Linked DNA regions of Mus musculus: region 2 is linked to region 1. Evidence: chromatin contacts called from ENCODE POLR2A ChIA-PET data. All regions are on one chromosome and are shown on one strand. The core of a region is the stretch at or near the end of the contact, and the rest is flanking DNA. Distances in the headings are between cores, read along the strand shown. Region 1 holds the start of Baiap2 (brain-specific angiogenesis inhibitor 1-associated protein 2). Region 2 holds the start of 2810410L24Rik (RIKEN cDNA 2810410L24 gene).

Region 1 (4,582 bases), core at 650-3,149:
TCGGGCTATGGTCAGCCCCAATAAAGAGCTGGAGGGAACACAACTCCTCTCTCCTGTCCCCTTCCAACCCCAGCAAGTCCTGTCAGGACGGCCATTGTCACAGAGCTCTGAGCTGCAGGCAGGTTTGAGACACTGTCCTGACACCCTCTTCCCACTGTGGGTTTCTGCTGCAGCTGGCCAGCCTCCTGCCTGGGACATGGACAGACCTGAGTCTGCCACCCATGTAGCACAGAAATGGGGTGACTATGGGTAGGCAGGCCCAGGAAAGAGTCTTGGGATGTTGTGGAAGGGGGAGTGGTCCAAGCCATGGGAACTTTTCTTGGGGGAGCTTCTCTGCCCTTTTTCAGACAGACCCCAAGTGTTTGCTGCCAGCCTCCACCTCTAGTTCTCCTCCATGGCCTTGGCCTGGGGCAAGCATGGAGGAGTTGCTTCTACCCCAGTGCACAGCTCCTTGTTGGCTTTCTGATCAGTGAGGGGATCAGTGTGTGCTTGAGTAGGCACCATACCATGCTGGTCTAAATGGACTAGAAAGTGAGATGAAGGGGCAGCTGTAACCAACCAGTCGCAGTGAACAGTAATTGACAAGTCCTTATTTGACAGCCAGTTAGTTTAAGCTGGCTTTCTGTCACAAGAAGAACCCAAGAAAAGACAGATACACAGAGATGTACACAGAGATGTACATAGACGACAAGGAAACAGAGGACAGTGGGCTGAATTCCTTCTCCTTACACATGTAGCAAAGTGAATAGGGGCCGTCTGAGTCCCCTGCTGAGGCTTGACAGCCGCGCCTTGGATTTGTGTCCTCTGGGTTGTTGGAGTGGTGTAACCAGCTGTCCAGGAAATGGATGCTGGAGTGTTATGTTTAATTAAAAGGAAACATTCAGCTCTGGTGTTTTACAATGTAAAGCAAATAATTCCTCTCTGTTCGTCTAATTGATGTAAATATTTCTTCAAAGGGAACCGCGTTGGAACCCCGTGTGCCAACCTGGTCAGTTTTCTCAGCCAAGCCTTACCCTTCCTTAAACCATCAGCTACTGGGCAATTCCAAGCTGTGCTGAGAGGCTCCTCCCCCGGAGCTATCCACCCAACTCCCGCCCCCGCCCCAATTCCCTTCCGAACCACCCCATGGAACTCGCTCCACGTCTCCCTCGCTCCTCTCTTGGGTCCTCTTCCCGGAATTCTAGACCCAACTGTCGGCCGCCACCCTCCGTTCAGCACCAGTCCACCACAAGCACCCGCCCCAGGGCCCACCCTGTCCCGATCCTGCCTCCAGGGCTCAGGGTTCTCCCGCTAGAGTTCAGCACCTTCCTCCGTCTCCACCTACTCCGGCTCCGGGTTTCCTCCCTTCCGGAAGACCGTCCAGGGTCGACGCACGCCTCGCCGACTCACCTGCAATAGCGCGGGAGCCACCGGCCCCTGTCGCGCACTCCTGAGGGACCCTTGAGGGCCTGCAGCTCGGATCGCTGCCTCCCGAGTGCCGCCTCCACGCGCGCTCGCGCCGGTGCCACCCGCACCGCCCACACCCCGCGCTAGCTCTTCCTGCGCCACCCCGCCCCCGCTTTCCGCCCCCAGCCCGGCTGTCGCTCCGACCCCCTCAGGCAGCTCCAGGGCCTCAGCGCGCCGCGCCTCCGCCTCCCAGCGGCCGACCAATTGCCGCTCGGAGCCGGCCTCCGAGTCCCTCCTCTAGCTCCGCCCTTCGCCCCCGCCTCCGAAATCTACCAATAGAAAAGACGGCGCAGGAGCGGGCCTGGCGGTTGCCTAGCAGCGGCTAGGCTGGGCGGGGGCGGACAGCCGGGGGCGGTGATCCGGGCGCGGCGGGGGCGGGGCCCGGAGGCGGGGTTTTTGTGGGGTGGGGCCTTCAGCGGCTATAAAAGCAGCGGCCGCCGGGCGCCGCGCTCTGTGGTCCTGGTCTGCGCGCCTTTTCCTGTTGCTGCAGTTGTCGCTTTCCTCACCGCCACCCGTGCCCCTGCTCTGGTCTGTGGTGTAGCCGGGACCCAGGACCATGTCGCTTTCACGCTCGGAGGAGATGCACCGGCTCACGGAAAATGTCTACAAGGTGAGTTTCCAGCGCGGCTCCGAGTCGCCCCTAGGTCTTCAGGCCCGAGCAGGGCACCGGCTCCCGGACTGCGGGTGTGGTGGACCGATCTTCCGTTGGTCACAGGTGGCCGCGCCCGCCCAGGGTCCTTACGCCCGCCGCGGCCCGCGCCGTCCCCGAGCACGAGTGGACGCCCCCACCCCGACGGCGCCGCTCAGCCCCCGCGCGCTCCCTCAGTACGCCTGTCTGTCCTGGCGTCCGGAGGGACCGAGATGTTCAGGGCCTGGGCTGCTCTGCGATCTGGCCTGGTCCGCTGCATCCCAGAGTGAGGGGAACAAGGAGCGGGGGCGGCGTGGAGGTTGCAGGCTGCTGCGGGCGGTCGCCCTGCGCTTGCTTGGCGCGGTGGCACCGTGGGGCTCTTCTAGGTGCTGTTATGCCAGCCTCTGGGCACTTTCTCTTCAACAGGCTTTCCCTTTCCACAACTCCTTTACGAGTGTTAATGGACGTGGCCCAAAGTGGGAGGTCGAGCTCGGACAGGTTGGATGGGTGGACAGATAATCCATCATCTTATGTAACCGCAGAGGGAGAAGACTAATTGTGTAGGAGGCTGACGCGCCTGCTTTTGCTTCTGATATGTGTTAAGAGTCTCGCATTCACATACTAATCTGTGAAATGACAGTTTCTCATGGAAGAACTGCAGAGCCTTGTGCAAGCCCCCTGGTGTCATGTTATGTCCATGCTTTGGGTACAGATGGACGGGCCATTTCCTATTTCTTCACCATGGGTTCTCACAGCCCTGGCCCCTTACCCTCAACAGCACAGCCTGGGGCTCCCTGATGGCATCAGGTCCGCTGCAGTTCTCAGTGACATTTTTTTTTTCAAGAGAGAAATTCCTGCCCTGCCCTGTGCATGGCAGTCCTCTTTACAAAGCTGTGCTTTATTTCAAAACTGTCTTAAGGGTGAGTGAAAGGCTTTCCACCAGCCACTAGGTTTTCACATGGAGTTGCTGGTTCATGGCTAAATGGGATTGTGCTCTGCTCGAGAGCAACAGTTTCTGATTGTATGAACCAACCATGGTTGTGCCTTTCTAGGCAATGGCCTGTGAAACCCTCATAGCTGTGCTTGCTCTGTTGCCTACAGCAGATGGAAGCCTCCAGGGTGGCTGCTTAGGTTTCAGCTGGAGTCCCGGGGGCAGATTATACTTTAATTCATCATTTAATAAAGGCTTTAGAGTTGTAGTTACATGGGTCTGGAGGAACCTTGAAGGTGGGTGTAGGGGCTGAAGGAGCTCTAAAACCATGTTCAAGCTGCCGGCAAACAAGATTGAGAACAGCCTTTTGTTCTTTATGTTTAGTATCTGTAGACTCCATGGTATATGTTCCCCTCTTGTTGGTCTGCGGAAGCACATGCTGTCGGGAGAGGGAGGTTTATTAAATTATTAGTCATTAGTTCCATTACAGTTTGCTTTGTACTGCAGGGGAATGGGAAAAGAAATACTGGTCACAGTCTGGTTTTCTTGCTTCTTTACTGAAATCGTTAAAGAGGAACTTCCATGGTGAGAATCACGCAGGGTATGAGGAGTAGCTTTGCTTTGGAGAGTCCCATGGTTCTCCTTAGTAAAACTCATGCCCGGGCAGTCAGCCTGCACGTAACGGCTTCAGGCTTCACTCACATGCTGCTGTAATTCATCTGGATGTCCAGTCAGAGCTGTTGCAGTGGCAGAGAATCTGGATCCAGAAGATCTGGATCATGGCACTGATTGAGGGCTAGCAGGCTGGGAGCTTAGAATGGAATTACTGTGGGTTTGGTGGGGCAGTGGTTGGTGAACCTTCCATGTGAACATGAGGTGATGAGATCTTTTGAGTTTTTGAGGTGTTGGACACAGGTCGGGTGTAGATGTCTGAAGGGCTTTCTTGCAGTGTAGGCAGGTGGCTCTTGTATCCACTGAGGCCTAGTCATTGACTCCTGTGCTCTGTTCTCGTTTTGTATTTTGTCACTGATGTGTATGATGTATGGTGGTGCTAGTACAGGTTGGGCAGCTTTGGCATGTGGGCTAGGGAGATATCCAGCCCACACAGAGGCACAGTCAGAGAAGAGCCAAAGTCACACGTGTGCAGTTTCAGGCCGGTCCAGCCAGTCTGCCATGCTGTCTTCTCTGGGACATGGAGTAACTGACTCTCTACTAGGGGCTCCTCCTATGCTGGTTGGTGCTTGCAGATATGCTGGCAGTACCTCCTGAGAAGGCCGGGACGTGGCTCTGCTCAGTGTCACCCGCCATGCAGGCTCCGCTGTTTGCTTTGGCCCTTGCATCACTTCAGCTGCAGTTCTGAGTGGTGTTTGCCTTGGCAAAGAAGGATGCTTGTCCTTGGCCCTCCTGATTAAGAATTCAAGAATACAATGTACAGTTTTGATTTTCCTCCTGGAAGAATGCAGACTTTGACCTCTTTCCTGGTGGCTCGGTTCCCTTGGGAGCTGTGTCCTCGGGGAATTTCATGGAAGATGAAGGGAAGGAAAACAGGGCAGCCTCGTGACGTTCACCAGGAGCTC
Region 2 (4,582 bases), core at 1,481-3,980, 250 kb after region 1:
CCCTTCCTGGGAGGGGGTTGGGCCCAGGTCGGTATCTCTCCCTCTGACACCTTCTTCCACTTCTGAAAATTAATTAACTCCGGGATTGGGCTGGGACGTCCTGGGCTGGACATAAGTGGGGGGGGGGGTCACCAAGGACTCTCCGTCCTCGATCCCAAAGAGGGGTGTCTGGGGGACGTCGAGGAGATCGATAAGTTTCTAGATTCCCAGGGAACTGGAGGACGTGGCTTTTGTCAGGCCTGCGAAAAAGATTTATGAGGCGCCGGCGGAGTGTTGGGCTGGCTTCGCCCTGGCGGCCAGCGCACCCCGTCTAATCTTTGATTTCCATCTAATTATTTTTTTTTCCTGCCTTCAACTCGGTGTCCGGAGAGGCGAACAAAGGGATGAGGGTGGGGGGTGGGGAGGCAGGCACTGGCGGTCCGGGGATCCCCACATAAAGTTGGAGCCCCCTGAACGTCCAAAGGCTCGAGCTCCGGTGAGCGTTCCGGGAGGCCTAGGGAGGTTACCCGACAGGAGCTGAGGCCACCGGAGACCCGCAGCAGGGCCTGGGTGGGCGTTGCAGTCCTCCGGTGCTGTTCAGAGCCGGAGCCCAGCGGGGTTTCTAGGGAAAGATCCGCAGAAAGGCCCTAGAGTGGAGGGAGAAGGGGTGGAGGCAGCTCTCCCCTAAATGCAATTAATCGGGGAATTGGGAGACAGGACAGCCCTCAGTAGAGGCGAAAGATGGAGGCAGGGTTCTTTTATCCCCAACCCCGTTCAGAAAAAAGGTTTGTCCAAGCGGGTGAGAGAAGGGCGCAACTTGAATTTTTCATGTTAGCCAGAGAGAAAAAAAAAATCCAAAATGGAAAATGATTTTATTGGTCACTACCCATAAGTCAAGTAAAAACAAGGATAATTAGAGAGTAGGGAATTCAGGGGCCATAAATCCGCGGCGCCTTCTCCACCGGCGTCGGAAGCTTTATGGCTTGTTGAGTTTTATTTTGAGAGAAAGGAAACACAGAGTTTTGGTGGAAGCGGGACTACCCACCAAGCGCCGCCCGGGCAGACGCGCGTAGCGAATTCGCCCCGGACTTTGGAAGGTGGCCACAATTAAGGATCGCTTTGTCCCAGAAAGAGGGACCTTCCCCCCGGCCGGGACCCTTCTCTCCTCGGCGGGATCCGTGCTCAACCAGACTCTGGGTAGGGAAGTCACACTCTTCCTCACCCCAACTACGACGAAGATGGATACTTGGTGTGCGTGGGGCCGGAAGTTTTTAAACGAGATTCCACTCGCAGCTTCCAAACGTCCACCTGGTGCTGCACGCTTGGGGGCCTTTTCTTCTAATTTAAGGGGTGGGAAGGATGGGACAAAAGAAAAACAACCCACCTTACTTTGCAATCTTCCTCAAAGAGACTGGGAGTACTTTTCATTCCATAGGGGTTTCTACCCCACCAGCCAGAGCCCCGTTTCTTCTTCTGAAATGGTCTTCTCACAAAGCCACCCTTAGCCGACACCGTGTAAAATCCCACTATCGGGTAAGCCAGTGGGGACGCTTCTGGCTCAGCTGCAGCTAACTTGGGAGAAAAGAAAGTGAATTCTTCAAGAACTTTAAAATAAAAGCGGCCCTTTCCCGGCAACTCGCGTCTAGCTTCGCCTTTGTTTTAAACACACATATAAAACCCTTGTCCTTCCTCGGAACGGGGGGCGGGGAGAACTGAGGGTCCACATTCAGAAGCGCTTTCCCCTTAAAAAATATTCTCGGAGGAGCTCTTTTGTTTGAAGTGGGTATGGGGGAGGGGACGGGGCCCGCTCCAGTTCAGCTACCAGGCTCTTAACAAACCACCACCAACAAAAAACCACAACTCTGAGGGTATCTCCTAACCCCGCAAATCTGGGGTTCCCGGATCCAGGAGGGATTCGTTCCTAGACACCCGGCGCGCAGCAGAAGCCAAGACCAGGTTTCCCTAAAGTAAACATCCCGGTTCAGAAAACGAGAATTCTAGGTTTCCGGGTTGGGGGATAACTGTATGAACCACTTCGAAACAGAGCCATCTTGCTGTAGTACCCATGGAGTCCTGGATGAATTTCGTGGGCCTCTGAAGAAAGTGACGCGCATTTCCACAGGAACTGGCTCCAAGCCCGTCTTACGGGTGGTGGAGAGCCCAGTAGGGATTCCAGAATACAGCTCAGGAGGCTACCCCGAGTTCGGCTACCGTCCCAGGACCCCTCAGAAAGACACGTTTGGTGCGAAAATCTCCTACACACCAGCTGGGTTTTTATTCCTTCCCTCCCCAGAGTGTGCTCTGGGCGCGCGGGAAACAAGGAAAAAGCACGTACCTGGCGGCGCTCTGAGGGCAGCCTCACCGGCCCTCCGTAGGCAAGGGAGCTCCCAGAAGCTACTCCCTATCCGGCTGGTCGACCCTAGGCCTGTCCCTCCATCCCTCCCTCCCTACCCGGCTGGTCGACCTCCGCCGAGCTAATTCTCCAGGAGGCAGGAGCGGGATACCCGGCCCGCCTTTCTGGAAATGGGATCCGTTTTTTAGCGCCAGGGCCCGCGCCAACGTCCAGGCCACCGTCGGCGCGCAGGGTTTCCCTAGTCCTTTGGATCAGCAGAGAGTGGGGCGGCCTGGACGCTGGGCTGCGGCTCGCGCACCAGCTCCCTGTTCCCGCGCGCCCTTCTGCATCCAGGCTCCGGCGTGTCCACGTTCCCAATCGCGAAAAGGGGACGAACTCTGAGCCCTCCGGGAAGAGAAGGCTGCAGCCGCAGTCCAGGAAAGAGCCCTAGGGCGGGAGGGGTGCAGGGCGGAGGGGCGGGAGAGCTACCAGCGCCCCACGGCCGCGGCCCTCGTGGGGGTGGGGAGGGCGCCCAGCCCCACCCACGTGGAGGCCCCCGCCCCGCCTCCATGAGGGCAGCGTCCCCGCCTGCCCCAGCGCCTCCGCCTAGCCCCGCCCCATCGCCTCCCGCAGCGGCCGCTCCCTTTGTCTGGGCAGCCGGTGCAAACCAATGGCATCGCGTGGGCGGTGCTCAGGTTGGCCAATAGATGATCCAGGAGGTGTGGCCGAAGAGGAGGGTCTATTTCCCCGAGAAGATACGGTAAACTGGTAAGCTTTTCAGGATCTGGGCTCTGAGGCCGAGAGTGTCTGCAGCTTCGAGCTGGCTCCGCCGTGGAATTACAAATTTTGGATTCCTTTCCACTATCTGGAAAGATGCCCCCAAATCCGGAAGGAAGTGTAAGGGAATCATATCTGGACTCTAGGGAGAGGAAGCCCCAGGGGATTTGATTTTAGAATGGCCCCTTGCACCCGGGACACGCAGTGCCTTGAACTTTGAAATTCAGGGTGTGCAACATCCCCAGAAGTCAGGAAGGTTCTCTGAGATCGAGTGGTAATAATGTGATGTTCAGCTTTCAAGGCGTCTCTGAGTTCAGGGGCAGAGGTGCATAGGCCCTCTCAGGAAGGACTACAGGATTGGGGGCCACTGCCCCAGGACCACCTTAGTGGGCAGCGACTCATTTGCTTTCTGAGCGGAGAAATATCGAGTGCTGAAAAATATTCAGGCTAAAGTGGACCACGGCCAGAGAGCTGTTGCTGGCTTGCCCCAGACAGACAGGGAAAGATACATCTCAAGTGTGCCCCAAGCCACGCCAGGGCAGCAAGTGCAGGAGACAAACAAGAGCCAAGCCATACCTACAGGAGCAGGCAGGTGTCTCCTCTTGAGTTCACCGCCTTGTCCTGGTCTCAGACCTGGAGGTGTTTCCCAACCTTTTCTCCCTTTCTGCATCTTGGCTCCAAGTGAAATCCGCAAACCAAGAAGAAAAGGAAAACAACCACCTGATGTAGGGGCTGTAATCTGGTGCCGCCGATGGTAAAATGAGCCCCGGAGGTAAATGAGGTACATTACAACCCTGGATTTGCAGGGCTCCACCTGAGCGCTATCAATCCCAGCATCTCCCAGGAGGTTGTCACAGAAGCTAACATCTAATTCCCTGTTGCTGAAGGCAGTACTCAGCCACCTTTATGGCTCTGTTTTGAAATTCCTCTTTTCAGAAGTCCAGGGATCCTGAGAGGGCCTGTAGCTAACTGAAGGGCAAGTTGCAGCACTCAGGATCTAGGACTTGTCCGGCTATGGTTGCAAACCACAGACGTGGTGATCAAATCGACCTTGAAGTTCAGCTCCCAGGGATTAAGCACCCCAGGGTGGACACAAACTGATTTTTTTTTTTTAGACCAAGAGGGATTGAATCAAGATAGTGGTCAAGATAATTCCTAATAGCCTCTCTTCCCACCCTCAAGCCCTAGAAATGATAGAAAAGTTTTAAAATCCATTACAACTAGAGAACAAGAAGAGTGCCTGGGAGACAAGTCAGGGCACTGCTCCTGCAAGAGGGAGCATGGGAGGGAAACTGCTGGCCGGCAGGAGGGCTCCAAGGAGAGCCTCTCAGAGGAAACTGTGGAATTCTGGGATCTCTGTCAGGGTGATGGGTGGGAGTCTGTGGAGACAATCTCTTCCTGGGCTGTGCTCAGTGGACTGAAACTAAGCAGATGCCCTGGAGAGTCATATGTGAAGGAGTTCTCTTGGCCTTAGAGCCTCCACTGAGGTTCTCA

The links. ChIA-PET counts read pairs that join two places held with the same protein, here RNA polymerase II (POLR2A).
Region 2: POLR2A ChIA-PET joins it to region 1 with 25 read pairs in embryonic stem cell. The contact joins the promoter of 2810410L24Rik here to the promoter of Baiap2 in region 1. POLR2A ChIA-PET finds 5 or more read pairs at or near these places in 4 of 5 experiments (Patski and embryonic stem cell).

Annotation. Positions count from the first base shown.
Region 1 is chr11:119,941,193-119,945,774 of GRCm38, forward strand. Baiap2 (brain-specific angiogenesis inhibitor 1-associated protein 2) reads left to right here and starts at 1,900. Exons shown (of 14, transcript NM_130862.4): 1 at 1,900-2,056. The coding sequence starts at 2,003. It overlaps Gm11767 (a long non-coding RNA gene), which reads right to left and starts at 1,902. Exons shown (of 5, transcript XR_001780400.2): 1 at 1,390-1,902.
Region 2 is chr11:120,187,126-120,191,707 of GRCm38, forward strand. 2810410L24Rik (RIKEN cDNA 2810410L24 gene) reads right to left here and starts at 2,731. Exons shown (of 3, transcript NR_030682.1): 1 at 2,315-2,731; 2 at 1,364-1,551; 3 at 1-626. It also overlaps Gm9734.